Linked DNA regions of Homo sapiens: region 2 is linked to region 1. Evidence: read pairs that join two places in POLR2A ChIA-PET (ENCODE). Cell type or tissue: OCI-LY7. All regions are shown on one strand. Each heading gives the region's core, and the rest is flanking DNA. Links, peaks and the distances in the headings are about the cores only.

Region 1 (14,965 bases), core at 5,470-7,969:
GAGAAAAATAAATGACATATATTAAGTTTCAGAACAGTGCCTGGATGTAGTAAGTGTTCAATAAATGATAGCTGATTTAATTATTTGTAATGCAACTTAATTATCAAAATACCAAAAAGTATCCGGACCCAGGCAAATTTTTTTTTTTTTTTTTTTTTTGGAGACAGAGTCTTGCTGTATTGCCCCTTGCTCTATTGCCCAGGCTGGAGGGTAGTGGTGCGATCTTGGCTCACTGCAACTTCTGCCTTCTGGGTTCAAGCAATTCTCCTACCTCAGCCTCCCGAGTAGCTGGGACTACAGGCGCCCACCACCACTGCTGGCTAATTTTTGTATTTTTAGTAGAGACGGGGTTTCACCATGTTGTCCAGGCTGGTCTCAAACTCCTGACCTCAAGTGATCCATCCGCCTCGGCCTCCCAAAGTCCTGGGATTACAGGCGTGAGCCACTGTGCCCGGCCTGACTATATTCTACTTGGAGAAATCTTAAATAAATGGGGAGTAACCTACCTCTGAAAATGCCAGCTAGCTAGCTTCTTACTCAGAGCCCTCCCAGGTGGCATTACCTTGGTGAAGTCATAACTAGGGTCTAGACCTTATCTCTAAAGGTTCTCAGCCTCAAGTTTGTGAGAATAACGTATGATGCCCAGTTTCTTGGGAACTGACTTATATGATCAACATCATTGGAGTGAAGATTCATTTTCAGTGAGAAATAGAACTGTTAAGCCAACTAGTATTTGAGTTTGGTTGTTATTACATTCTCTCCCTGTAGCCGAGGTATGTGGAAAATCAATTTTGGTTTTCTGTGCAAGGAATCAGTGCAGAGGGAGTCTGCTGGATGGTTTTAGTGACTGTTGGTATCAGGCCCTTATATGATATCAACAGGCTTGAGTAGTTGTATTTTTTAGTTGGGGGACTTGCTGTCTTTAGCTGAAGGAAGAACACTGCCTAACCATTGGTCAGAGGATGCTCGCCTCTTACTGCTGACCTTCAATTTGTGGTCAGGCAGTCCTCCACAGTCCTCCACAGGAGGCTGGCAGTCCTCCACAGTCATATTCTCTTTGGCTCTGTGAGGTTGTATCTGTCACTTTGATTGGGTTTGGGGGGCCCCAGAACTCTGCAGTCACTCAAACCTCAGGGTTTTAGTATTTTTAGCAGATGGATTATTGTGTCCACTGTATTTTTTTTTTTCTAACTTCAACCTCAGAAGATAAAACCTTAATTGCTGTTTTGGAGACATTTTATATCATTGTCATGTGACAATTCCTTATTTCTTGAACCTGCTCAATGACATCATCACCTCAACAGTCCTGCTCCCACCTTCCCATTAAGGAGCAAATCATGTCTGGAACAATTCTATGGCATATTTTCTTTGTCAGCAGACTTATATATGTTGGCTTCTTAGAATTAGTAATGCATTAAATGGTCCCTTAGAGATCTATTGTTTGGTCTCTTGGAATGCGTAATATGTATTATTTTGTATTTTGCTTCTGCCAGTATTAGATAGGATGTTTCTTATTCATAGTTCCTTCAAAGCAGTTTAGTTCTTTTTTTTCTTTCTTTCTTTTGAGATGGGGTCTCACTTGCTCTGTCACCCAGGCTGGAGTGCAGTTGCGCGATCTCAGCTCACTGCAGCCTCTATGCCTCCTGGGCTCAATTGATCTTCCCACCTCAGCCTCCTGAGTAGCTGGGACTACAGGTGCATGCCACCATGCCCAGATAACTTTTTGTATTTTTTGTAGAGATGGGGTTTCACCATTTTGCCCAGGCTGGTCTCGAACTCCTGGACTCAAGTGATCCACCTGCCTCGGTCTCCCAAAGTGCCGGGATTATAGGCATGAGCCACTGCACCTGGCCCAGTTTAGTTCTTATTAGTTCTGTTAAGTTTCTGTGTGAATGGTAGGTATAGTGATGATACATATTTTGATAAGTTAATTGTAGCTAAATTAGGTGGTTTGATGAGACTGTTGTCCTGTCTTCAAACAGGCTATTCTTTATTTACCCTTGGCTATAGGCTGTCTGTGATCACTAACTTAAAAATAATAAACATTCAATGGTAGGCTGTCTTGAGGGAAAAAAGACAAAAATAATTTTAAAATTTACTGAGAAATCAGGCTCACACAACACCTTGTTCATAAACTAAAGGTTATTATTCTAAAGGTTAGTTTAGAATAATTACTTTTCTAGTTATTTGTATCTCTTAAAAACTTAATAAATTACATATATACTTTGTTTTATTATTGAATATTTGCTAAGGATATACCTCACTGATATAATAATTTCATGGGTATGTACAGTGTTCAGCACATTTACCACAGGCAACATAGGAGAGATGCTGGAAAAAATTATGAGGTCAGTGAGACTTATTTTTCGTGTTCTCATATCTTTTTTTTTTTTTCTTTTAAGTGACCTCTCTTGTTGGTGTCCATTACAACCTTAAGGCTCGGAACTTCCTTCTGTGGGATCTCAGGCAATGATTCATGCTTTTCCCTTCCTCTTCAGTTTCTTTCTGTCAACATTTACTTAGGCAGTATCATACGCCTGAGCTCTGCTTTCCATCTCCTGCTACAGTAAATTAACCTGCACTTAGTTATTGGTAGTTGATTGGCTTAGGGTGTTTCCCTTAAAATATTTGCCTTTAATAGGGACTTTGATGTCTTAATTCAAATGGTGAGACTTACTGGCACACCAGGAGGTTGATATTTTAAAACAGGGCAGAGGTAGCTAAGATTTGTGGGACTTAAACTGTAGTAAGTTCATTGCCTGGATATGCACTGGCGCTCTTTTTGTGGTCAGCCTGTTTGATTCTTGTACAAGTTAGGGCCCAGTCCTCTCACCTCTTGTGCCTGCTCACTATAGTTGAGTTCCCAGAAGTACGTCTGCTTTATTCTTGTACAAGAGATGAGGGTTCATGCACAGTCCACGTCTTTGAAATGCCTTCTATGCCTTATTTGAAAGAAGGCCCCCTTTATATTTTTGCCATGCAGCACATTCTCTTGGACCTGTAAGTATTCAATGGGCATACCCCCACGGGAGAGTGAGCTAAGGCTGATTCTGCTTTCTTTAATTTGACTGCATTTTGTGATGCTATGGGCTTGTTCTTGTTTGGGCTTGTTCTTGTTTTTTGTTTTGGAGACAGAGTTTCGCTCTTGTTGCCCAGGCTGGAGTGCAATGGCGCGATCTCGGCTCACCACAACCTCTGCTTCCCAGGTTCAAGCGATTCTCCTTCCTTAGTCTCCCGAGTAGCTGGGATTACAGGCATGTACCACCACGCTAATTTTGTATTTTTTAATAGAGACGGGGTTTCTCCATGTTGGTCAGGCTGGTCTTGAACTCCCGACCTCAGGTGATCTGCCCGCCTCGGCCTCCCAAAGTGCTGAGATTACAGGCATAAGCCACTGTGCCCGGCGATGCTATGTTTTTTTTTTTTAAACATCTAAATTGGACTTTTATTATCCTTGCACTGTGTTGCTATTAAACAATTTTTCAAGATTTAAGAAAATGGATATTAGAAAAACCCTCAAATTTGCTTTAAAAAGATAGTGATTTTTCTTGTTTTTAATATAAAAGTGTCCTCCATTTTCTTGTTTAAGAATAGCTTATTATGAACACCTTATTAGATGAAATTTCCTGGAATAAAATCAAAACTAGAGACTCAGTTACTGTAAGATGCTGAAAACCAGCCTGACTTTAGGCTCTGTGGAGGCAAAAATAACTGGCCTGGGGATGAGTAACAAGGCTGGCCAAGTCAGCCAGTATTTTGATTAGGTTTAACTACTTTCAGAGTACGTGGCTATCTCATTTGAGCCTCCCTCAGAACAGCTCTCTGAAGTGTAGGTATTAGTGCTCTCCAACTTTAGGCAGTAAGAAACTGAGGCTTATAGTGCACCTTTTAAATTTAGAATGGTATGGAGGAGGAGTGCTTCACCATTCAGCCGATTCCCTTCACTGTCCACCCCGCACACACACTCACACACACTCTCTCTCTCCCTCTCTCCCGACCCCCCCACCACCTCCACTGCCCACTTCAGAGAGGTTGGTTGGATATTGAGAGAGATTACCAGTACACTGCAATAATGTTAGGAGCTGTTCCATGAGGGGAAGGAAGATCTCTTGAGAGTTGGGGAAAAGAGAGTCTGCCCACAAATTCACTTCTATGGACAGTTTTTGGTGGTGGCCCCTGGGGAAGAAGACTAGAAATTACCTTGGTACCTTGGTTGATAAGAAATGTCAAATGATTGACATTTGACTGACTGAGGCTCTGCTGTATTGCCACTCTGCAGAGTACAGACTCTTCATAGCCTGCATTTTGCAGTCATCGGCTTATGGAAAAGATGTGAGGAGGGGACTCTTTTTGTAATGGCTAGTGCTACTAACTAGAATTCCTTAGGTACTCTATATACCATAGATACCAGATTGCCTATCTCTAAATCTTACTTCCTAAGGAAAACATAGTAAACCATTTTAGCTCTGTGCTTATCTTCAGTAATCTTGCTGATGCCTCAATTTTTAAGATTACTGAAACACTGAATCTTCTCAGTGCCATGTCCTTTTTTAAAATAGGTAATGTGATTTTTTTCCCCAAAAGGTACAAAGGTTGACCACTGAGTCTCCTTTCCATCTCCATCCCACAAAGCATGTGCTGTCACCAGCTTGTTTATCCTCTTATTTGCATGAGTGTGTATATGTATGCTTGTATGTATATTCATGATATATTATACACATTGTTCTGCCTCTTTGCTTTTTTCACATACTATATTTTGAGTTGTTGTACATATAGCCCTGCCCCTTTTTTAGTTTTTTAAAAATAACTGGTGGTTTCCATGTATGGCTGATTTATAATTCATTTAACCTATCCCCTATTAAAGTACATGAATGATGAATGATCTCTTTGTAGCTTCCAATGTTCTCCTTCTGTATTTATTTAACAAATACTCCTGTGTATTTGACTCCTTTTCTTTGGATATTTGTCATCTTTTCTCTTGAAACCAAGTACTTAAAAGTTGTCTTTTTTTTTTTTGAGATGGAGTCTCACTCTGTCGCCAGGCTTGAGTGCAGTGGTGTGATCTCGGCTCAAGCGATTCTTCTGCCTCAGCCTCCTGAGTAGCTGAGACGACAGGCGCGCGCCACTACGCCCAGCTAAATTTGTATTTTTAGTAGAGATGGGGTTTTACCATGTTGGACAGGATGGTCTTGATTTCTTGACCTCGTGATCCGCCCACGTCGGCCTCCCAAAGTGCTAGGATTACAGGCATGAGCCACCGTGCCTGGCCTAAAAGTTGTCTTCATTCATGCAAAATATGATGGGCCTCCTTCCTGACAGATATGCTTTGGTATGTTGCAGGAGAGGCACAGAACTAAATGGACTGCTGTCGTTTAAGCAGCAGGACATCAGGAAGACGGGTTCCCATTTCTTAGAACAACCACCAAAATAACCGACACCAGCATCTAATCTTGAGGATCCATTTGTAAATTCCAATCAGATTTATTTTCTATTCACAGAAATTGTTCCTTTTTTTCTCTGCAGACAGTTCCTAATGTATATGTGTCTGCCATACAAATGACCATGTGTGGAAAGCCCTCTTCAGCCATGTGGAGAAAATGGGAGGAGGGAGATTCCCAATTTCACTGCTTGAGCTGCAGCTGGGAAAGCAATTCTTGGCTTCTCAAGTTGCAAGTGTGAAATAATTTTCTCAGAGAAAATACTTTTGGTAGTTAACTGTTATAGTGGTAGCACTAGTATTCTATTACTCTACTATACATACATTATGGATTCAATAGGCTTTTTAAACTAGACCAAGTGCTATTTTTCACATTGTTTCTATGACTGAAAACCAACCTGTTGGTTGGTGTTTGTGAATACTGTGCTGGATCTGTGTGGCCAGATTTTGCTTCGTAAAACCAGCGTCATGTAGACTGGGGGTAACCTTTATGTGACTGGGGTCAGAAAAACAAAAATATTGGATTTTTAAATATATAATTTTTGTGCTGCTGTTTGCTGAGACTACAGTGAGACTTATAAATGTATAGGATGAGCTGCTTTCCGTCTGGATAATTGGAGTCCATGAGGAAGGAGCAGAATTGTTAAAAAATCAGGAGTGCAGTGGTGCGATCTCGGCTCACTGCAACCTCCACCTCCCAGGCTCAAGCAATTCTCCTGCCTCAGCCTCCAGAGTAGCTGGGATTACAGGCGCCCACCACCACACCCAACTAAGTTTTGTATTTTTTAAAAGAGATAGGGTTTCACCATGTTAGCCAGGCTGATCCTGAACTCCTGACCTCAAATGATCTACCCACCTCAGCCTCCCAAAGTACTAGGATTACAGGCGTGAGCTACCATGCCCGGCCTCGGACTTTTCTTTCCCAGTAAAGGGGAAGTTTCAGAAAGAGAGAACAACATTTGGCTAAGCAAGGGCATTTCAACAGACTGACTAAAGTGGCTTCATGCCCTCCAAAGACAGAGATAATCAGGAAATTTTGTGGACAAATTGTGGATAAAAATCTGATGAGGTTACTGAAAGAGATTTGGTAGGGTGGTGGGGTTGGGGGCAACTTGAGGCCCAGACAGAAAGGCTGATGCAGGCAATCTCTGTGACTAACACTACTGAGAAAAACTGCACCACTTTGATTTGGTGTGGGGGATCAGGTGGGAGGTGTTTTTCAAAGGGTACATTTCAAAGTAAAACTAGAAATGATGGTAAAAATGAAGAGTATCTCATAACCTATCTAATTTGTGAATAGCTTGTATCTCAAGGTTTTCTCTCACTACTGATATATTGCTTGCTTTTTTTGTCTTTAAAAGTATTTTATTTATTTATTTACTTATTTATTTATTTTGAGACAGGGTCTTGCTCTCTTGCCCAGGCCTGGAGTGCAGTGGCACAATCACAGCTCACTGCAGCCTCAACCTCTCGGGCTCAATCAATCCTCCCATGTCAGTCTCCCGAGTAGCTAGGACTACAGGCACATGCCACTACACCCAGATAATTTTTTGTAGTTTTTGTAGAGATGGGGTCTCACCATATTGTCCAGGCTGGTCTTGAACTCCTGGGCTGAAGTGATCTGCCCGCCTTGGCTTCCCAAAGTGCTGTGATTACAGGTGTGAGCTACCATGCTGGCCTAAAAATATTTTTATGTTATATTTCAAGCATACCCCAAAATAAAGAGAATAGTATAATGAATTCCATGTACCTGTCAACCAGCCTCAACAATTATAGACATTTTGACAATCTTGTTTTTTCTGTCCTTCTACTATTTTTTTTTTCCTGGAGTACTTCAAAGCAAATTCCATATATCAATCATAATATTAATATTTCACCTATAAATATATCAGAGGTATTTCTACATACAAAGATTAAAAATGGAACCACAGCACCATTATCACATCAAATTAATAATTACTTGGTGTCATTTAATACTTAGTCCATGTTCAGTTTCTCTAGTTGTGGACTAAGGGTGGTGGTAGGGAGGGAAGCTGGAAGAAGGGGTTACAAAGGGGCACAAGGTAACTTTTAGGGGTGACTGATGTGTTTATTGTTTTAATTGCAGTGGTTTCACAACTATATCATATATTAAAACTTACCAAATTATAAACTTTAAATATGTGCAGCTCACTGTATGTCAATTATACCTCAATAAAACTTAAAAAAAAAAAAAACTAATGATGTAGCTAGATACAGACAGTATTTTAAAACATTTTTCCCCAGTTATCTCAAAAATATCTTTTTATGGTTGGTTTGTTCAAGTATGGATCTAAATAAGAACCACAGATTGCATTTGATTGCTGTGTCTCTAGGTTTCTGATAATCTGGAGCAAATCCACTCCCACTTGCCTTTGTTTCATGCCATTTATTTGTTAAAGAACCCATATGACTGACTGATCCTGTAGCATTTGCCACATTTCGATTTGGTGATTTGGCTAACTGCAGCCTATGATAGTATGTTCTTGGCTCCTATGTTTCCTATAACCTGGTAGTTAGATCCAAAGGCTTCCTTGGACTCAGGCTCAGTTCTTTTAGCAAGAGTATTTTATAATAGGTAATGCTGCTATGAACCTTTCATGGCATTGAATCAGGGAGGTCTAGTTGCCCTAGTTTCATGCAAAATTGATCAGTAGAGTTAGGTATTGTCAACCTTATCCATCTATTATAACATTTCCTGTCAGTTTTCACCTAATACTTTTAAGAAGCCACTGCCTACATCCCCTATTTTATTAGGAGTAAATTACTCAGATCTGTGTATGTGTTTGAATAATGCTTGACAACTGTACTGAGGTATAATTTTCATAAACCACACATATGTCAAGGGTACAATTCAAGAAAGTCTGACATATATACATATATACACTTTGATATGTATATATGTATGTATTTTTTTAATGATTGCCTGTCTAGCTGCTGTAGAGAACATGGCGTTAGAGAGGCATACTACAGGGATGAACCATGATTCCTTTGGTCAGCTTTTAGAAGGGTAAATCCTGATTCTCTCAGTGGTAGGGATAAAATTTTCCCATGTGGCAGTAGAGAACAGGGAGCCATTAGTTCGGACCTTGTTTTATCACTAGCTTGTCAGGGAGATCATGCTAAAACAAAACAAAATAAAACAAAAGACTTTGAGTGGCTTTTGGGTTTCCCCTTACAGGTTTTATTGTATAGATATTCTAAATACCTGCTTGCAGATATCCACATGCTGTTTGGGGGTTTATTTATCCGAACCCGACCTTGTATCTGGCTCTTCTCCCCACCTGATTTCCTGTTCCATTTCAAAAGCACAAAATCTCAACAAATATTTTAAAAAAAGAAATCTTTTCATTTCTGTACAGACTTTTATCCCCACTTTCCTTTAGGGAGACTCTTAATACTAATGTGGTAATCCCAAGCAGAATGACACACAGGAAGTAGTTTGCATTGTGTAAGTCTCATTGTACATGTGCTGCACTTAATGGAGCTGATCTATGTGCCATTGGATCACATATACAGTATGGCTAAAGACAGAGTATAATGCTTATCTTCAGTAACAGGAAGAGTTAGCAAATGAGATCAGGGGTTCTGTTGCACAGGATAATCCTTTCTTGGCTTAAGAAAAATTCTGGCCTGTGAGTGACATCTTTCTTCCATTGGTTGGAACATTCATGTGTTGGGATTCATAGGGAAGTTGGGTTAGCTGACCAAGGTGCGGACAGAGCTGATTCCCCAGGTTAGTGAGGGAACTGTTATTGAGCAGGGCCTAAGCAGTGGGACAAATTGGGGACAGGATCCTGGGGTGGCTCAAAATGCATGTCATGCTTGTTTAACATCAGCCCTATGAATGGCCTCACCAGGTTGTAGCAAGTAGGCCCCTTTGATCTGGAGGCAGCACAAACTACTAAGCTCTGAAGCTTAATCCTTACCCAGCCAATCTGGTTCTCATCCACTTTTGGCTGCCACTTCTCTGCAGAGAGTCGAGGATAACATTTCTAAGACTGTGCATGTGTGTGTGCGCATGTGTGTGTGTGTGTACACGTGCTCTCCCAGTGTATTCAGAATCCTTGAATTTAATATGACCAGTCTTCTTTTGCCATCTTGCCTCCAGTCAGCTATCCTCCTGGAAAAGGGGTTAGGTTTTAGGTACAGAACTCTTATAGCAAGAATATTAAGTTAATTAATCAAAAAGTCTGATCCCTTCAGGGCCAGCTTGCTTATTAGCTTTGTACCACAGGTGGCATCTCCTTAACACCCATCAGTCATCTTACAGATCTTGATCACCAGGAGATCTGGATGAAACTATATATATAGCTCAGTATAGGATTATCACTGCTACCAAACAAAAAAGTACAAAACATGTTCAGTAGTTTCATCCTGAAAATATCATTAATAGTAGTATACCATAAAGCAGATATTATTATGTGAAAATTCAACCTGAGATTCAAAAGTATGTGTGGGAGTGGCCCGGTGAAGTGGCTCATGCCTGTAATCCCAGTACTTTGGGAGACCTAGGTGGGTGGATCACTTTAGGTCAGGAGTTCGAGACCAGTCTGGCTAACACAGTGAAACCCTGTCTCTACGAAAAATACAAAAATTAGTTGGGCATTGTGGTGCACACCTGTAGTCCCAGCTACTTGGGAGGCTGAGGCAGGAGAATTGCTTGAACCTGCGGGGCAGAGGTTGCAGTGAGCTGAGATAGCGCCACTGCACTCCAGCCTAGATGACACAGCGAGATTCCATCTCAAAAAGAAAAAAGAAAAATGGTGGTGGGCGCCTGTAATCCCAGCTACTCGGGAGGCTGAGGCAGGAGAATCACTTGAACCCAGTGGGTGGAGGTTGCAGTTAGCCAAGATTGCGCCACTTCATTGCAGCCTGGGCGACAGAGCAAGACTCCATCTCAAAAAAAAAAAAAAAAAAAAGAAAGAAAGAAAGGCCGAGCGTGGTGGCTCATGCCTGTAATCCCAGCACTTTGGGAGGCCGAGTCGGGTGGATCATGAGGTCAAGAGATTGAGACCATTCTGGCCAACATGGTGAAACCCAGTCACTACTCAAAATACAAAAATTAGCTGGGCATGGTGGTGTGTGCCTGTAGTCCCAGCTACTCGGGAGGCTGAGGCAGGAGAATCGTTTGAACCCGGGAGGCGGAGGTTGCAGTAAGTGAGATCGCGCCACTGCACTCCAGCCTGGCGACAGAGCAAGACTCTGTCTCAAAAAAAAAAAAAAAAAGCATGCGTGGGAGCCAGGCGTGGTGGCATGTGCCTATAATCCCAGCTACTCGGGGAGCTGAGGCAGGAGGATCACTTGAGCCCAGGAGTTTGAGTCCAGCCTAGGCAGTATAGCGAGATTCTGTCTCTAAAATAATAATAATAATAGCCAGGTGCAGTGGCTCATGCCTGTAATCACAACACTTTGGGAGGGCAAGGTGGGCAGATCACTTCAGTTCAGGAATTTGAGATCAGCCTGGGCAACATGGCAAAACCCCATCTCCACCAAAAATACAAAAAATTAGCTGGGCATGGTGGTGCGCGCCTGTGCTTCCAGCTACTTGGGAGGATCACTTGAGCCCAGGAGGCAAAGGCTGTGGTGAGCTGAGATCATGCCATTGCACTCCAGCCTGGGTGACTGAGTAAGACCCTGTCTCAATTTAAAAAATAAAATAATAATAATAATAATAGAGTGTGGAACTCTGTGTGAGTACACTAAAAATTATCAGGTTTTTACTTTACATGAGTGAATTTTATGGCATGTAAACTACCAATAATTTTTAGTTTTTAAAAAGTATCAAAATATATAATCCTGTATTTAAATGATGCTTAAAGTTTTAGGAAATAGATAAAATTGAGAAGAGAGCTGAGGATGGAGCCTTAAGGAAACCCTAAATTTCAAGGAAGGGAGACCTGAAAACAGAGATGTAATTACAGACACAGGAAGCAAACCAGACAAGAACAGTTGTCTAAAATTCAAGAGAATGTTTGTGCAGTGTTAAGTGTAGAAAAAATGTGGATGGGGACTGAGAAAAGGTTAATGAATTTAGCTATAAGGAAACTGCTAGTGACCTTTGAGAAAACAGTTTCTACAAAAAGGAGGTGTTAAGGAGTGAATTGTGAGGAGGATGAACCTGCACATTACTCTTGCCAGAAGGAGAAAGAATCTAAAAATAGTGTCAAGGATAGTCTAGAGGCAGGGCAAACTTGTCTGTCTGTCTGTGTGTCTCTCTCTCTTTTTAGACAGAAGACACTTGAGAATATTTGTAGCAAGAGGAAGGAAGCAAACAAAAGAGAGCAGAGGATGAAGGTACGGAGGGTATGGAACAAGGCATTTGTGCCACGTCAGGTGTTCTGCCTTTGTCATTTCCCTGCATGGCCACAGGGATAGCCCCTTTCCATGGGCAAACCAGTGTTGTATGCCAGGCCCAGTTCCCTAGATGAACTCTACTCCTTTTTCATTGAAGAAAGCAGATCCTAATGCAAGTGAGCTATTATCATGCTGGCATAACCTTACATCTGCTGTAACCTATGATTAGACACTCATTCTTGAATATCAGCACTTGATTACTGGTGACAAATGAGTGATAGCACACCTCACAAGGGCTCTGGCACACCTAGCATGTCAGGTCTTGTTGACTGTGGCCAAGAGCTGCTGCATAAGTGGACATTCCAGCTCTTGGGTCAGAGAGCTAAGAACACATTTTGTCAGAGCTTCCGAACCCTTCTTAGAGAATTCAGCCTCTCCAGGGGGTCTTTGAACTGCACTATGACTTATAGGTTACCCCTCATCCACCCCCTATTCAGAGACAATGGCACTGATAGGGAAAATGGGAAAATGCAGCAGCCTGTGAGGACACTGCCCATTCAGCAATCTCTTCTCCCACCCACTGTCCCTTAGCAAAGGACTTCTGAACAGTTTCTCTAACCCTACCCTTCTCAGTCTCTGCCCCCCACTCTTTTTTTTTTTTTGAGACGGAGTCTCACTCTGTCGCCCAGGCTGGAGTGCAGTGGCGCAATCTTGGCTCACTGGAAGCTCCGCCTCCCAGGTTCACGCCATTCTCCTGCCTCAGCCTCCCTAGTAGCTGGGACTACAGGTGCCCGCCACTATGCCCAGCTAATTTTTTGTATTTTTTAGTAGAAATGGGGTTTCACCATGTTAGCCAGGATGGTCTCAATCTGCTGACCTCATGATCCTCCCGTCTCGGCCTCCCAAAGTGCTGGGATTACAGGTGTGAGCCACCACGCCCGGCCCCCTTTTTGTTTTTGTTTTGATTTCTAGCTTGATTTTTAAATCTTTTTCTTAACTATATATTGATATTAGATTATGTTTTCCCATACTTCTTGGAAATGCTGGCAGAAAATGAAATTCATTTTTAACATTTATTATTTGTAAATGTGTATTCACTGTGTCTCTTTAAGCAGTCTATGCAGGTTTTGTGGTAGATGTAATTCTAGGTACACTTAGTAAGTTAAAGGGTTAAAATACCCAGCACTGTCGCATATGGCAGTGAGCAGAATCACAGATGTTGATGATACCACGTAATTAGTATTCTTTTATGTAAATGAAGGCTGTCAGCATGTTACCATAGTGTCTACTCTCTGAAGCTGGAATTTATGCCACTTGGTCTCACCAAGACCAAGCAGGATTATTCTACGGTCCTTAGTTAACAACTGAGGAGAAATCAATATGATGAGAGAGCGAGAAGAAATGGAATTCTCTCTAAAGTAGATTTACCCTCTTTTTTTCCCCCTATTTTGTTTTTCTTGATTCCCCTTCAACCCCCAGAAATTTTATTTCTGATGATGTAGTTATATAGTTAAGACCTGCTGAGAAATTTGCTATTTGAGAATAATTGAAATACTCCAATTAAAAGGCATCATATTTTCAAGCTATAGATTTTTTGAAATATTTAGAATCCTAATGTTGTCATCTCTCATATGGAGAGTTTTTTAAAAAATTATATGATAAATCTAGAAGTTTTTCATCAGAACAAAAGATAAATGTTGAAAAGATTTAATTATCTTTTCATTTAATACTTAGTGATATTTATAGAATGCTTTTAAATATTGATTATGGTTCTTAGCTCCAGTTGATTCAGATTTTTAAAATAAAACTACTATGGCAATTAAAAAGGCAAAAGCTGATATTTTGTCAGGTTTACTTTCCTCATATGCAGATCGACCAAGGGTGTGCAGGACATTTATTTAAAGCTGCTGATCTATTTAAAACTTGCTGATGTAGAAGTATTCAGACACATCATGTTCTTTCCCAATTACCTGTAAGTTTATCAGTTTTGGGTACTAGGTGCCTGTCACACTGGATGATGTACATTTTAAGTGGAAATGTTAGAATGATGGCCTTTGAGAATACGAAGGGAAACCTGTACACATCAGAAAAATATAAAATAGAATTCCTCTTTTTGCCAAATGGGTGCTAGGCCCTATTCTGAAATAAAGTGGTCAGAGTATGTGTGAGAGGTGACTTAAACACATCTTCTTTCTTGACCCGAGTATACCTGAGGTGGTATTCTCTTTATTCTCTATTTTGTTTGTTGGTTAAGGTGACTTTTATCTTTTGTGTCACTCTTAGGAGATTTCCATTTCATGATCATACATGTTTTTCCTCTAGAGAAGCTGGTCTGCCTAGCTTAAATCAGTATGGTGAGGTGCAAAGTAGCCCTGTGTTTTTCCTGAATGGATTTACTCTGCCCATATGGCAGGTTAGTGAGTCGCCATGACAAATTTGTAATGGGAAAAGGGCTGTGCAGGAGAGGATGTGCGTGATCAGCAGATTTATAGATCAGAAAATGAAATCAGAAGAAAGAATTTCCAAAGTGCCCTTTTCATTTGACAGCTCTCCATGGAGAGGATGTGGAATGGTTTTTTAGTGTTCTTCTCTTTTGGCTTTTGGTTGTTCCAGCATATTTTTTTTTAGCAGAGGAGTTGATTTTGCGAGGCATCAGTGTTCTGGGTGTGGTGTTGCTATATTCATTTACAGAAATAATTCTCTCTTTGTAGGATTTGAAGCTCTGCTGTATTTCATATGATAAGATCTTGGTAGCAATTAAATTCCTGAAGACACATCAAGGCTAAAATGGGGATTTGCCAGGCATCAGGTTTTGAGTTGTAAGAGGAGGCTATTCAGATGTGATTTAGCTAGTACTGAATCTTTCGAAGGAAAGGACACAAAAAGCAAAGCAGAGCAAGCTAAAGATAGTGTCCTGGTGTGTTTAAGTCTATGCTGTCTTAATATAATACCATAACCACTAGCCACATGTGACTTAAAATTAATTAAAATTAAAAGTGCAGTCCCTTAGTCTCACTAGCACATTTCAAGTGCTCAGTAGTCACGTGTGACTAGTTACTATAGTACTGGACAGCACTGTAATATATTCAGATAGAGAATATTATCAATAATAATGTGTAATAATAATGAATTCTCTATCTGTATATATTCTCTATAGTCTCAATATATCAGTGATATATATGATTGATGATACATAGAGAATATATACAGATA
Region 2 (14,965 bases), core at 4,931-7,430, 190 kb before region 1:
GCCCCTTCAGACGTCACTCCTCTGTGACTCCACTCATTTATCTAACGTTTCCCCATGGCATCATTCAGAATTAATTTTTCTCCTTTGCCCACTTAGCAGGTCATTATGTTGTAGTTGAGAGTGTGAACTTTGGAATCAAGAATAGTAATAGACTGGTTGTGGTGGCTCACACCTGTAATCCCAGCACTTTGGAAGGCCATGGTGGTTGGATAACTTGAGGTCAGGAGTTCAAGACCAGCCTAGCCAACATGGTAAAACCCTGTCTCTACTAAAAATACAAAAATTAGCCGGGCATGATGGCGGGTGCCTGTAATCCCAGCTACTCGGGAGGCTGAGGTGGGAGATTGCTTGAACCTGGGAGCTGGAGGTTGCAGTGAGCCGAGATGGCGCCAGTGCACTCCAGCCTGGGCAATAACTCCGTCTCAAAAAAAAAAAAAAAAAGTAATAGATAGTAATAGCAGCTAACATTTATCAAGCATTTACCATATGCTAGGCACCGTGTTGAGTGTTGTGAGTCTACTTTCTCACTAATACTTCCCAACTGTCAGTGAGGTAGGAGCTATTATTATCCCATGTTGTAGAGGAGGAAACTGAAGGACAGAGATATTAGTAAACTTGAATTATCACAGCAGAGATTCAAACCCCTGTCTGAATCTCAATTTCCTCATTTATAACACAAAGATGAAAATAATATCTTTTTATGTTGGCCAAAAGATACAAAAATTCAGCTAGATGGGAAGAATAAGTTCAAGAGACGTATCGTACAACATGGTGACTATGGTTAGTAAAAAACATACTGTGGCTGGGCGCAGTGGCTCACGCCTGTAATCCTGGCACTTTGGGAGGCCGAGGCCGGTGGATCACCTGAGGTCAGGAGTTCAAGACCAGCCAGGTCAACATGGTGAAACCTCTTCTCTACTAAAATACAAAAATTGGCTGGGGGTGGTGGCACACAGCTGTAATCCCAGCTACTCAGGAGGCTGAGGCAGAATTTCTTGAACCTGGGAGGCAGAGGCTGCAGTGAGCTGATATCACGCCACTGCACTCCAGCCTGGGCAACAGAGTGAGACTCCATCTCAAAAAATAAATAAATAAATAAAAAATAAATAAAATAAAAACGTATTGTATACGTGAAAACTGCTAAGAGAGCAGTGTTTATGTTCTCACCACGCACACAAAAAAATGTGAGGCAATGCATATGTTAATTAGCTTGATTTAGCCATTCCACAATATATATATATTTCAAAATATCACATTGTACACAATAAATATGTACAATTTTTATTTGTCAATTTAAAAAGACATAACTTTTTTTTTTATTTTTTGAGATGGAGTCTTGCTTTGTTGCCCAGGCCGGAGTGCAGTGGCGTGATCTCCGCTCACTGCAAGCTCCGCCTCCCGGGTTCATGCCATTCTCCTGCCTCAGCCTCCGGAATAGCTGGGACTACAGGTGCATGCCACCATGCCTGGCTAATTTTTTATATTTTTAGTAGAGACGAGATTTCACCGTGTTAGCCAGGATGACCTCCATCTCCTGACCTCGTGATCTGCCCACCTTGGCTTCCCAAAGTGCTGGGATTACAGGCGTGAGCCACTGTGCCTGGCCATAACTTTTTTTTAAAATAAAATATTTTTTTGCAAGGGTAGTTGCAGGACCTGAATGAGGTAATGTATATCAAGCACTTGTCACATAGTCCTCATTCAGCTAATGTCGACTCCCCTGCCTCCTGTTACAGCCCCCACCACTCACTCAGAATCATCAATCCTTGGGTGGCGCTACTTTGAGTTTACATGCATGGCAGAGTGGTTAAGGGTGTCCATTCTGGAGCTGGACTGCCTGGGTTTAAAATCCTGGCCCAGATTCATGCTAGATGTATGACCTTGAGCAAGTTCTTTTAACCTCTTTGAGCCTCAGTTTCTTCATCTAGAATATGAAGATAGAAATGGAAGGATTGTTGTAGGATTAAAATGAATACGTGTGTGTTTGTGCATGTACATGTATATTTGCTATTGATATTGACTAGAAACTTTTTGAGGGCAGGATCAATTTCAGGAAGGTGTCACCTGGGTTCTCACTGCCTTAGTGAAGATATGTATGGCTGAGTGATCCAGATGATGGTATAATAACAAGGATAACAAGTATATATGTTGGAAATACTTGCTTATTATAATAAGAGATTTTGAAAAATATAATGAATAAAATGAAAATGAACCACTACTCAGAAATAATCACTGTTAACATTTTGGTATATTTCCTTCTAGTCTGTCACCCAAGCTGGAGTGCAGTGGCTTGATCATAGCTCAATGAAGCCTCAAACTTCGGGGCTCAGGCCATCCCCCAACCTCAGCCTCCCAGTGCTGGGATTACAGGCATAAGCCACCATGCCCAGCTCCTTCCCATCTTATTTCTATGTAGACAACTATTTTCCTGTAACTGGGATCATGTGCTGTGTTACAGTTTTGTATCCCCCACTGACCTGGTATGTATATAGGATGAGCATTTTCCAATGCCATTAATATATTCTTTGAAATAGAGTTGTTAATGGCATTTTGTTTTGTTTTACTGATTGAAAGACTATACACTAAGGGAGTTAATATATTGTTGCCATTCTGGAGACAGGGAGGCCTTTGTTTTGTTTTGTTTTGTTTTGTTTTGTTTTGTTTTGTTTGAGACAGAGTCTCGCTGTTGCCCAGGCTGGAGTGCAGTGGCGCCATCTCGGCTCACTGCAGGCTCCGCCCCCCGGGGTTCACGCCATTCTCCTGCCTCAGCCCTCCCAGTAGCTGGGACTACAGGCGCCCACCACTTCGCCCGGCTAATTTTTTTTGTATTTTTGGTAGAGACGGGGTTTCACCGTGTTAGCCAGGATGGTCTCGATCTCCTGACCTCGTGATCCACCCGCCTTGGCCTCCCAACGTGCTGGGATTACAGGCATGAGCCACTGCGCCCGGCCTTGTTTGTTTTTTGAGATGGAGTCTCCCTCTGTTGTCAGGCTGGAGTGCAGTGGCACGATCTCGGCTCACTGCAACCTCCGCCTCCCGGGTTCACGCCATTCTCCTGCCTCAGCCTCCCTGGTAGCTGGGACTACAGGCGCACACCACCACGCCCAGCTAATTTTTGTATCTTTCGTGGAAATGGAGTTTTACCATATTAGCCAGGATGATCTCAGTCTCTTGACCTCGTGATCCGCCTGCCTCGGCCTCCCAAAGTGCTGGGATTACAGGTGTGAGCCACCACGCCCGGCCCTGAGTCATTCTTGAATGAATGGCTTGGCGCTGGAAGGGACTGCTGAAATGTAGATTGAGAGAGCCAGAAATTAGATCTCAATAGGCTGAACTAATGATGAAAATTTAACAATATAAAATTCAACAAGAACAAAGTTTATTCTGAAGTTAACAAAAGGATTCTGCAAAGCAATCACCTCAAACCTCTCTTGTTAGAAGACTGGGTGTGAATTACAAATAAATTATAGAAATACAGGATAGGTGAGATGTGGCTTAACAGTTATTTATTTGCTCAACATGTATTTATTGAATGTCTACTATGTGCCAAGACTTGTTTGTTCTAGGTGTTGGGGATTCAGAACAAGCCAACAACCCTGCCCTCCTATAGCTTACATTCTAGCAATATCTAGAGACAGACAATAAGCAAACGAACATACAATGGGATGTCTCATAGTGAAAACTGCTGAGACCAATGGCAGTTAACCATGGTTCACAAGAGAAAACCGTGGTTTAAGTTGGCTCTAAACTCATGAATCAACTGTGTGATTCAATTTTGAAAAAAGCCCAACTCTACCTTAGGCTGTATGAATGGAATGTCCAGCACTTGGGAGATCATGTTCCCTCTGCTATCTGATTATCAAGTTGGATCCTGGGGCACTGCATTTACACTCTAGAGAGACACTGATGAACTGGAACTTATTTAGGAAAGGATGACTAAGATCATTAGGGGTCCCGTATTGCCCCTAAACAGGCAATAGGACCAGGATCAGCGGGTAGAGGCCCCACTACCCAGAAAACAGGACCGGACCAGTGGGTAGAGGCTCCAGGAAGGAAGGTTTCAGCTCAGTAGGTCAAGGAATGTTCTAGTGGTCAGAACTGACCAGGAATGGAACAGGCTGTGAGAGGGGGTGACTTTCCCATCTCCAGAAGTATATAAGAAGAGCCTGGATTCATCTGTGTCAGGATAGCATATAATGAATCTGGTAGAAGCTTGGATCAATTTATATGTGCAGCTCCTTTTAGTTCCAGGTCATACTATGCATGAGAAGAAAAAAGGATTTTCTGTAAAGATCTTGTAATGTACATAATTCCACACTACCCACATTTTAATAGCCAACAACCACCAAGGGCATAAGCAGAATTCCAGCATGTAGAAATCACAAGTTCTCAGAACTCCTTCACTCATCATTTTATTTTATTTATTTATTTATATGAGAGGAGTCTCACTCTGTCTCCCAGGCTGGAGTACAGTGGCACCATCTCTGCTCACTACAACCTCCACCTCCCAGGTTCAAGTGATTCTCCTGCCTCAGCCTCCCGAGAGCTGGGATTACAGCACATACCATCACACCTGGCTAATTTTTTTGTTTTTATTTTTATTTTTATTTTATTGTTGAGATAGAGCTTCTTTCGCCCAGGCTGGAGTGAAGTGGTGTGATCTTGGCTCACTGCAACCTCCACTCCCCGCCCCCATCCCACCCCAGGTTCAAGTGATTCTCCTGCCTCAGCCTCCCAAGTAGCTGGGATTAGAGGCGCCCGCCACCACGCCCAGCTAATATTTGTATTTTTAGTAGAGATGGGGTTTTGCCATATTGGCCAGCCTGGTCTCCAATGTTATGCTTTACAGAAATGAAAACAAAGTCCCAGATCATGGATTATATTCAGTTGTCCTGTCTCCCCAAGTTTTGTTTAACCTGAAATGATTCCTTAGTTTTTGTCTTCCATGACATCAACATTTTTGAAGAGTGGGCAAGGAACTCTTAAGCAAAGTCAAAAAATGAGCTAATGCAGCTGGGCATAGTGGCTCAATGCCTGTAACCCTGTTTGACAGAGCCCATCATGCTCCGAATTTGACAGATGAGGAAATGCAGGCATGGAAAGGCTACCTTGCTCAGGACCTTACCTCGAGATGATCCTGTGACATTTTCCTGGTGTATTTCCTCCTCGATCTGAGTCTTTGCAGGTTTCTGTAGAAGGGAGCTCAGCACCGGTGAGCGCTGTCGTCGGTGGCCTCTTACTCTGAGATTTTCAGGGCTTGGGAGTACCCCTCTCCCTCCACTGCCTCAGTTTACACCCATCTGTTCATGGCTGTATGCATTTGCAGGTGGAGGGCTCAGTACTCTGCATCTTCAATTCTGGGGTGGTGGAGAGGTAGGAGGATTTTGGTCCTTAATGTTCACTGCTTCCTTCCTTCCCACCAGAGCAATTTACTAACCCTTTGTATCTCACACCATGCCTGAGTTTCTCCAGTTAGGGCCCATTATGTCAAATGTATCATCTCCTGCAGACTGTGTCAAAAATACATAATCCCGGACCCCACTCCAGACCTCCTGAATCAAAATCTCTAGTGGAGTGACCAGGGCTTGCCTCTTTAATAAATTCCCAGTTAGTCAGGCTTGGTGGCTCGTGCCTATAATCTCAGCATTTTGGGATGCTGGGGCAGGAGGATTGCTGGAGGCCAGGAGTTTGAGACCAGCCTGGGCAACAAAGTTAGATCCCGTCTCTACAAATAAATTTTTAAAATTAGCCAGGCATGGTGGCCTAGGTACTTGCTGTGGTCCTAGCTACTTGGCAGGCTGAGGCAGGAGAATTGCTTGAGCCCAGGAGTTTGAGGCTGCAGTGAGCTGTGATTGCACCAACATACTCCAGCCTGGGTGACAGAGTGAGATTCTCAGTCAATCAATCAGTCAGTGAAAAATCCATTCATTCATTCATTCATTCATTCATTCATTCATTCACTACCAGTTGTTCTTACAGATTCAAGAATCACTTTTGAAAGCCTTCATTGGATCCTTGTGAAATGACCGATTGACTGCTTGGATGAACTCCTGAAGTGTTTCTATGGAGGACAGACCAAGAGGAAACTTAATATTTCCTCTCAATTTTCCTGTGAAACTAAAACTGTGCTAAAAAACAGTCTATTTAGAAAAAAAGAAGAAGATAGTTGCCTATAGAGGAACTAAAGAATGTTGTGGAATGTTGTAGGGCTTAACCACCCGGAACCTCCTCAGCGCTGATGGCAGTGATGTCACTTTCTGTAGGAGAAGGTGTCTGAGCAGGTCCCAACCTATCTGACTCCTGCTGACCTTGCCGAGGCTCTGAGAGCCTGGGGGTGACAGAAGACAGTTGCTCCACCCCGCAGAGGAGCACAGCTGTTTCCCCAGCCCCTCATTCAGCCACCTGAAATCATTCACAGTTTTCCTGTCAGTTAACCCGGCCCTGCTGCAGTGTGGGAAGGGGCCCCGCTAGATGGGGTGGGGCCGTGCTTCATTTACTGTCGGGCTTGGTGTCTTTCCTTGGGCCTCAGCTGAACAGGTGCAGGCCCAGGCAGCTGGGTGAAATGAGGACATTCTTCCTCTCCCTCCCTCCTCTCCTTCCAACTCCCTCCCCCAACCCAGCCACATGAAGCCACATCCCATTTCCTCCCCCTCATTCAAAAGCTTCACTCCCTACTCTGTCCTCCATGCTGCAGAGGGCAGTGCCCCGGGGCAGGGGACACCGTTAAGGGAAAGTGGAAAGCAGTAGGTTTCCACTGCCCCCCTCCCTTTCTGTTTTATTTGGGGGGCGTGTGAAGAGATGGAAGTGTTGTCATGAGAAGAGAGGGAGGGCTCTCCCAGGTACTACCTAGGTCACTGACTTTGCCTGCAACCTCTAAGCTCACAGAAGAAACCACTTATGAAGTTGATAACCCATCCCCTTCAGGGCTGACTCCTGCTTGTCCTCTAGGAGAATGAACATGGGGGTGCCTGAGGGATGAAGAAATCACACCCAAATCCACATTCTAGAACAAAGGTTCTCCAAGCTTAGCCTGCATTCCTTGGAGGGCCTGTTTGCTGATTGCTTGGAGGGCACTGATTGCTGAGAGATTCTGATTCAGTAGGACTAAGTGGGGCCCAACAATCTGCATTTCTAAGTTGTTGATGCTGCTTCTACTGGTATAGGGACCACACTTTGAGAATCACTATTCTAGGGCTCCCCTTAAGGTTTTTGTTTGTTTATTTTTTTTGAGACAGGGTCTCGCTCTATCACCTAGGCTGGAGTTCAGTGGCACAATCTTGGCCCACTGCAACCTCCACCTCCTGGGTTCAAGCGATCTGCCCACCTTAGCCTCCCGAGTAGCTGGGACTATGGGCGTGTGCCACCACCCCCAGCTAATTTTTTTGTGTGTTTTTGTTTTGTTTTGTTTTGTTTTTTTGTTTTGAAACGGAGTTTCGGTCTTGTTGCCCAGACTGGAGTGGAATGGCGCAATCTTGGCTCACTGCAACCTCCGCCTCCCAGATTCAAGTGATTCTCTTGCCTCAGCCTCCTGAGTAGCTGGGATTACAGGCATCCGCCACCACACCTGGCTAATTTTTGTATTTTTAGTAGAGACAGGGTTTCACCATGTTGGCCAGGCTGGTCTTGAACTCCTGACCTCAGGTGACCCACCAGCCTCGGCCTCCCAAAGCCCTGGGATTACAGGTGTGAGCCACCGCTTCTGGCCCAATTTTTGTATTTTTTGTAAAGACAGGGTTTCACCATGTTGCCCAGGCTGGTCTTGAACTCCTGGGCTCAGGCAATCCAACTGCCTCGGCCCCCCAAAGTGCTGGGGTTATAGGCATGAGCCACCACACCCAGCCTCCCCTTAAGGTTTCTGATAAGTAGGCCTGACCTAGGCACAGTTGAGGGAAGAGCAGTCCACTCAAGGAAGTTGAGCCCCCAGTAGTGACCCTTATCACTCAGGCTCTAATCACAACCCTTCCCCCTTACACTTCTGTATACCTTAGCTACATTTGGATGGGACTCTGGCTTAAGAGAAGAAGGCGGAAAGAAGACCCTCTCTGTCTGCATGTTCCCTATTCCCACGGGCAGCCCCCCTCCAAGCAATACCTCCTTCCATCTTGAACCTTTTGTTTCTAGAGCTCCTTTCCTGCCAATTATAGGGAAAGAGATGCCCCTGTGTTCCCTGAAGTTTACCTTTCAACTATATTCTGTGGAATGTTAGGCAGTGGTGACTTGGGAGGGATCCACCATGATGTAGCATGAAACTGCTCAACTATAGGTAGGAAATGTTCCTGCTTCTGTAAAAACAACCAACCAAAAAACCATAACCGAATATATACATAAGTATTTACATGCACATAGACCCTTTCCAGACCAATCAACAGCAGTCAGCTCTGTTGGGAGATTTCAGCAGGATAGAATATTTCACTCTTTATTTTCTCTAATCCTACATTTTAACAAGCCCATCTTACTTTGTAATTAAAAACCAGCCTATCTTACTTTGTAATTAAAAATGAATGCACTGCAAGTAAAAGAAAATGGTGCAGCTCTGGAAAGCTGCACACTAAGCTGTTGACAATGGGGACTAGGCTGAGGGTTCTGTCACTTTATACATACACACTCTGGACTGTTTGAATTTGTCTCAAGAGGTACTTTTCTTTTTCTTTTTTTTGAGACAGAGTTTCGCTCTTGTTGCCCAGGCTGGAATGCAGCGGCATGATCTCAGCTCACTGCAACCTCTGCCTCCTGGGTTTAAGTGATTCTCTTACCTCAGCCTCCCGAGTAGCTGGGATTACAGGCGCCCGCCCCACCCAGCTAATTTTTGTATTTTTAGTAGGGATGGGGTTTCGCCATGTTGGCCAGGCTGATCTCGAACCCCTGACCTGAGGTGATCTGCCCACCTCGACCTCCCAAAGTGCTGAGATTACAGGTGTGAGCCACCGCGCCTAGCCAAGAGATACTACTATTTTTTATATTAAAAAATAAGGTAGAGCTATAGGCAATAAAGGAAACAGAACAGCCTCCTTTCTTCCTCTCCCCACTTCCCCCAGCCCCCAGCTCCCCCGCCAGCTGCTGTCCCCAGCCTTCACACCCCGCCAGCTGCTCTGCCGGCTCATTTCTTCCTGTCACCGTCAGGTTTCTTCACTGAGTGGCCTTCACCTGCTGTCTCCACTTCTTCAACAGCCACTCTTTTTATTTTAAAGCAACATTATGTGCTTTTGTTTGTGGATCGCCAGCATTCCAAAAAAGAAAGAAAATCCCATAGACTTTAAAGCAGCATCCGTGAGCTGCTCTCGATCCTGTCCAGCCCTTTCTGGCTCTCGCAGCACATGCATGTCCTTTCATAATTGTAATCTGCACAAATGCTATTTTGTGTCCTGAAATTTTTTACGTCACCTAATTTTATAAGCCCGCCTATGTATGGACACAGCATCATTTTTTCTATGAATGGTACTATGGTTGCTTAGCCAGGCCCTGATTGTTAGGCCCTTGGGTAGTTTCCAATTTTTTGCTATTTATTCATTCACCATTTAACCCCCTGCATTTGGGCTCCGCCTCCTGCCAGTCTTTAAAAATTGCCCGTTTAAAGGTCAGTGCTATCAGACTTCCCTCCAATTCTACCAGCCTCTGCTCAGTCCTTGACTAAGCCCTTGTCCTGACTTCAATTGGACTTGGCCTTACTAGCCACCCTCATGGCCATCCACCCGCCCATCTATCAAGCTGTTGGTGAAATTCCAGCCTCCCTTCATTTCCTTTTGTTCTTTTTCTTTCTTTAACCATTTTCAAAAACACAGACCTTTTTACATTTTTGTTGTAAAACAATGAAACAACCAATAAGTGTACAATATAGAAAGTAAAAACATGTTGTTTCAAATGTTAAAATTGACTTATGAAGCATATATACACAAAAGAATATAAGTGCATATATATGTATGTAGGTATATATATACATGTGTGTATGTATATTATGAAGTAGTATAATAAAACTAAACATACCCTGCAACTTGAGAAATATGTCACCAGTTATATAGGAGCTTCCTGTGTTCCCTTTTCTGTGCCATCCCTCTAACAAATCTCATTGAGATACTATGAATTGTGTTCATTTTATCATTCGCCTACTTAATTTTTCTTTTTTTTTTTTTGAGACAGAGTCTTGCTCTGTCACCCAGGCTGGAGTGCAGTGGAGCGATCTCGGCTCACTGCAAGCTCTGCCCCCTGGGTTCACACCATTCTCCTGCCTCAGCCTCCCGAGTAGCTGGGACTACAGGCGCCCGCCACCACGCCCAGCTAATTTTTTGTATTTTTAGTAGAGATGGGGTTTCACCGTGTTAGCCAGGATGGTCTTGATCTCCTGACCTCGTGACCCACCCGCCTCAGCCTCCCAAAGTGCTGGGATTACAGGCATGGGCCACCGCGCCTGGCTGCCTAATTAATTTTAATAATTTGTGGACTTGAAGAGATTCCACGTAGATAGTCATATCATCTATTAATAATGAAGTTGTTTTTTTTCAATTCTATACCTTTCATTTATTTTCCTTTGTTTTGTGTTTTGCTAGAGCCTCCAATTTAATGTCAGCTAGAAGCAAGGACAGCAGGCATCCTTGCCCTACTCCTGAACTTAAAGGATAATGCTTCTAATGGCTTCCCACTCATAATAATGATTGCTGTAGGTTTAGGGTAGATGCTCTTTAATAGATAAAGGAAGTTTCCTTTATTTCTAGTTTGTTGTTAAATCTTTTTTTTTTAAACCTCTAAATCTACCTTAATGTTGTTAAATCTTATCACATGCTTTTTCTACATCTATTGAGATGAGATGATGTGAGTTTTTGTTTTTCATCTATGAGTGTTATAAGTTACATTAATAATAATTATTATTATTATTTTAAGACAGGGTCTTGGTCTGCACTCAGGCTGTAGTGCCACGGTGCAATCATAGCTCACTGTAGCCTTGAGCTCTGGTGCACAAGGAATCCTACCCCCTCAGCCTCCCAAGTAGCTGGGACCACAGGCACACAACACCACACCCTGCTAATTAAAAAAAAATTTTTTGTGTAGAAATGGGGTCTCAGGCTGGGCGCGGTTGCTCATACCCGTAATCCCAACACTTTGGGAGGCTGAGGCGGGTGATCACCTGAGGTCAGGAGTTCGACTAGCCTGGCCAACATGGTGAAACCCCGTCTCTACTAAAAATACAAAAAATTAGCCAGGCATGGTGGCGGGTGCCTGTAATCCCAGCTGCTTGCGAGGCTGAGGCATGAGAATCGCCTGAATCTGGGAGGTGGACATTGCAGTGAGCTGAGATTGCGCCTTTGCACTCCAGCCTGGGCAACGAGCAAAACTCTTATCTCAAAAAAATAAGAAATGGGGCCTCACCATGTTGCCGAGGGTTATCAAAATTCCTAGCTCAAGTGATTCTCCTACCTTGGGCTCCTCAAGTTCTGAGATTACAGGAATGAGCCAATGCAATTGGCCTACATTAATTCTTTTTTTTTTTTTTTTTTTTTTTTTTGAGACAGGGTCTCACTCTGTCTCCCAGGCTGGAGGGCAGTGGCACGATCTCAGCTCATAGCAACCTCCGCCTCCCAGGTTTAAGCGATTCTCATGCCTCGGCCTCCAAGTGGCTAGGACTACAGGCGTGCACCACCACGCCCAACTAATTTTTGTATTTTTAGTAGAGGCAGGGTTTCACCATGCTGCTCAGGCTGGTTTCAAACTCCAGACCTCAAATTATCCACCCGCCCTGGCTTCCCAAAATTCTGGGATTACAGGCCTGAGCCACCACACCTCGCCCCAGTAATTTTTTATGTTAAATTTTCTTTGCATTTCTGGGATAAATCCAATTAGGACATGATACATTATCTTGTTAATACACTGCTGGGTTTGGTTTGCTTATATTTTGAGCAAGGTGTCAGCATATATGCTCATTAGTGACATTAACCTTTAATTTTTCTTTCTCATACTATGTTTGGCTGGTTTGGAATTAAGATTTTACTAACCTCGCTGACTGAGTTGGCAGTATTTCTTTTTTAATACCTATGAAAGTCAACATAAAATTGGAATTGATGCTTTCTTTAATGTTTGATAGAATATTCCTGTAAAACATTCTGAGTCTGTTTTCTTTGTAAGAAGATTTTAAATTACTGATTTAATTTGTGTTTATGACTATAGATAAATAGACCATATGTCCTTGTTTGCTTGGGCTAGTGCCAGGTTATAGCTGTTATCCTGGCATATTTATAAATGGTACTCCCTTTCACTTTAAAAGATATACTGGTTTGGATAATAATAAATAGTTATTCTTTCTTTTTCTTTTTTTTCCTGAAATGGAGTCTCACTCTGTTGCCCAAGAAGGAGTGCAGTGGTGCAGTCTCAGGTCACTGCAACTTCTGCCTCCCGGGTTCAAGCAGTTCTCTGCCTCAGCCTCCGAGTAGCTGGGATTACAGGTGCCCACCACCACACCTGGCTATTTTTTTGTATTTTTAGTAAAGACAGCATTTCACCATCTTGGCCAGGCTGGTCTTGAACTCCTGACCTCGTAATCCACCCGCCTGGGCCTCCCAAAGTGCTGGGATTACAGGCATGAGCCACCATGCCCAGCCATAAATAGAGTTATTCTGTATATATAGGACTATTTAGGTTTTTTCTTTCTTCTTGAGGTAGTTTTTGGTAAATTATGTTTTTCTATAATATCATCTAATTTGTCTGTATCAAATTTATTGGCACTAAGTTGCTTATAGTTTTCTCATCTTTTAACCCTCTGCCATAGATTTAAACATATCACTTTGGACCAGGAACTGTGGCTCACACCTGTAATCCCAGCTACTGGAGAGGCTGAGTGAGGGATGAGAAGCGCTTGAACCTGGGAGGTGGAGGTTGCAGCGAGCCAGGATCCCACCATTGCACTCCAGCCTGGGCTACATAGTGAGACTCTGTCTCAGGAAAAAAAAAAAAAAAATACATACACACACACACACACACACATACATATATATATAACTTTTAAGATCTCTAATGTCATTGATCTGAATCTTCTTTTTATTGATCATATTACCTAAGTTTTGTTTGTTTTGTTAGTCTTTTTGATGTTAAACTTTTTTTTTTTTTTTTTTTTGAGATAGGGTCTCACTCTGTCGCCCAGGCTGGAATGCAGTGGCATGATGGTTTACTACAGCCTCAACCTCCCAGGCTCAAGTGATCCTCCCACCTCAGCCTCCTTAGTAACTGGGACTACAGTCACATGCCACCACCAAGCCCAGCTAATTTTTGTGTTTTTTGTAGAGATGGGGTTTCACCATGTTGCTCAGACTGGTCTCAAACTCCTGATCTCAAGTGATCTGCCTGCCTCAGCTTCCCAAAGTGCTGAGATTACAGGCCTGAACCACAATGTTAAACTTTTAACTTTACTGACCTTTTCTACTGTTTATTTTCTGTCTCATTATTCCTCTGCTTTTATTGTTTTATTCTCCTTAAGACTTATTCTGCTGTTCTTTTTTTTTTTTTTTTTTTTTTTTTTTTTTTTTTTTTGAGACAGAGTCTCACTCTGGTTGCCCAGGCTGGAGTGCAATGGCTGGATATCAGCTCACTGCAGCCTCCACCTCTGGGGTTCAAGTGATTCTCCTGCCTCAGCCTCCCAAGTAGCTAGGATTACAGGTATGCTCCACCACACTCGGCTAATTTTGTATTTTTAGTAGAGATGAGGTTTCTCCATGTTGGTCAGGCTTGTCTCAAACTCCTGACCTCAGGTAATCCACCTGTCTCGGCTTCCCAAAGTGCTGGGATTACAGGTGTGAGCCATTGCTCCTGGCCTCTGCTGTTCTTTTTTTTTTTAACTTCATAAGTTCTGTGCTTGGTTTATCAATTTTGAATATTTCTCTTTTTTTTTTTTTTGACACGCTGTTTCGCTCTTGTTGTCCAGGCTGGAGTGCAGTGGCACGATCTTGGCTCACCTCAACCTCTGCCTCCCAGGTTCAAGTGATTCTCCTGCCTCAGCCTCCCAAGTAGCTGGGATTACAGGCATGTGCCACCACACCCAGCTAATATTGTATTTTTAGTAGACACAGGGTTTCTCCATGTTGGTCAGGCCGGTCTCAAACTCCCAACCTCAGGTGATCTGCCTGGCTTGGCCTCCCAAAGTGCTGGGTTTACAGGCATGAGCCACCCCACCCGGCCTCTCTTTTCTTTCTTTTTTGTGTTTTTGAGATGGAGTCTAGCTCTGTTGCCCAGGCTGGAGTGCAGTATCGTGACCTTGGCTCACTGCAAGCTCTGCCTCCCGGGTTCACGCCATTGTCCTGCCTCAGCCTCCCGAGTAGCTGGGACCACAGGTGCCCGCCACCACACCAGGCTAATTTTTTGTATTTTTTTAGTAGACATGGTATTTCACCACGTTAGCCAGGATGGTCTCAATCTCCTGATCTTGTGATCCACCCGCCTCGGCCTCCCAAAGTGCTGGGATTACAGGCGTGAGCCACCACGCCCAGCCCTCTCTTTTCTAATACATGCACTTAAGGCTATATATTTCCCTGTAAGTGTTGTTTTAGCTGCATTGTATAAGTTTGCTTTCTTTATTGAATGTACATATCATAAAATAAATACATAGTTTTTTTTTTTTTTGAGATGGAGTCTTGTTCTGTTGCCCAGGCTGGAGTGCAGTGGCACAATCTGGGCTCACTGTAGCCTCCCAAGTTCAAGCAATTCTCCTGCCTCAGCCTCCTGAGCAGCTTGAACTACAGGCATGCACCACCACACCCAGCTAATTTTTGTATTTTCAGTAGAGATAGGATTTTACTATGTTGGCCAGGCTGGTCTCGAACTTCTGACCTCAAGTGATCCGCCCACCTCGGCCTCCCAAAGTGCTGTGATTACAGGTGTGAGCCACCATGCCTGGCCAAAATACACAGATCTTAAGTCTACAGTTCTATGAATTTTTTTTTTTTTTAAAGAAAGTTTTGCTCTTCTCACCCAGGCTGGAGTACAATGGCGC

What was found. ChIA-PET counts read pairs that join two places held together with the same protein. Peaks named below come from ENCODE experiments on the same cell type or tissue, not always from the same donor. Only the 100,000 strongest peaks of a DNase experiment are listed, where the experiment ranks them.
Region 2: POLR2A ChIA-PET joins it to region 1 with 19 read pairs; 5 of 35 experiments call an interaction of 5 or more read pairs at or near these places.

Annotation. Positions count from the first base shown.
Region 1 is chr6:41,812,870-41,827,834 of GRCh38, reverse strand. The region is part of intron 3 of USP49 (ubiquitin specific peptidase 49); the gene reads left to right. Among named protein-coding and RNA genes, the nearest start is that of TOMM6, 33 kb to the right of the region's middle. In OCI-LY7, for the core only: no CTCF peak of the experiment used is centred there; no DNase peak of the experiment used is centred there.
Region 2 is chr6:42,002,070-42,017,034 of GRCh38, reverse strand. LOC105375059 (a long non-coding RNA gene) reads right to left here. Exons shown (of 5, transcript XR_001744119.2): 2 at 8,179-8,282; 3 at 5,126-5,357; 4 at 3,145-3,286. It also overlaps a transcript of CCND3 not described here. Among named protein-coding and RNA genes, the nearest start is that of TAF8, 41 kb to the left of the region's middle. RefSeq lists enhancers at 1-384, 5,986-6,941, 6,942-7,898, 9,154-9,243. In OCI-LY7, for the core only: a CTCF peak has its summit at 6,756; a DNase peak (open chromatin) is centred at 6,464; H3K4me3 peaks cover 2,125 bases; H3K27ac peaks cover 2,500 bases.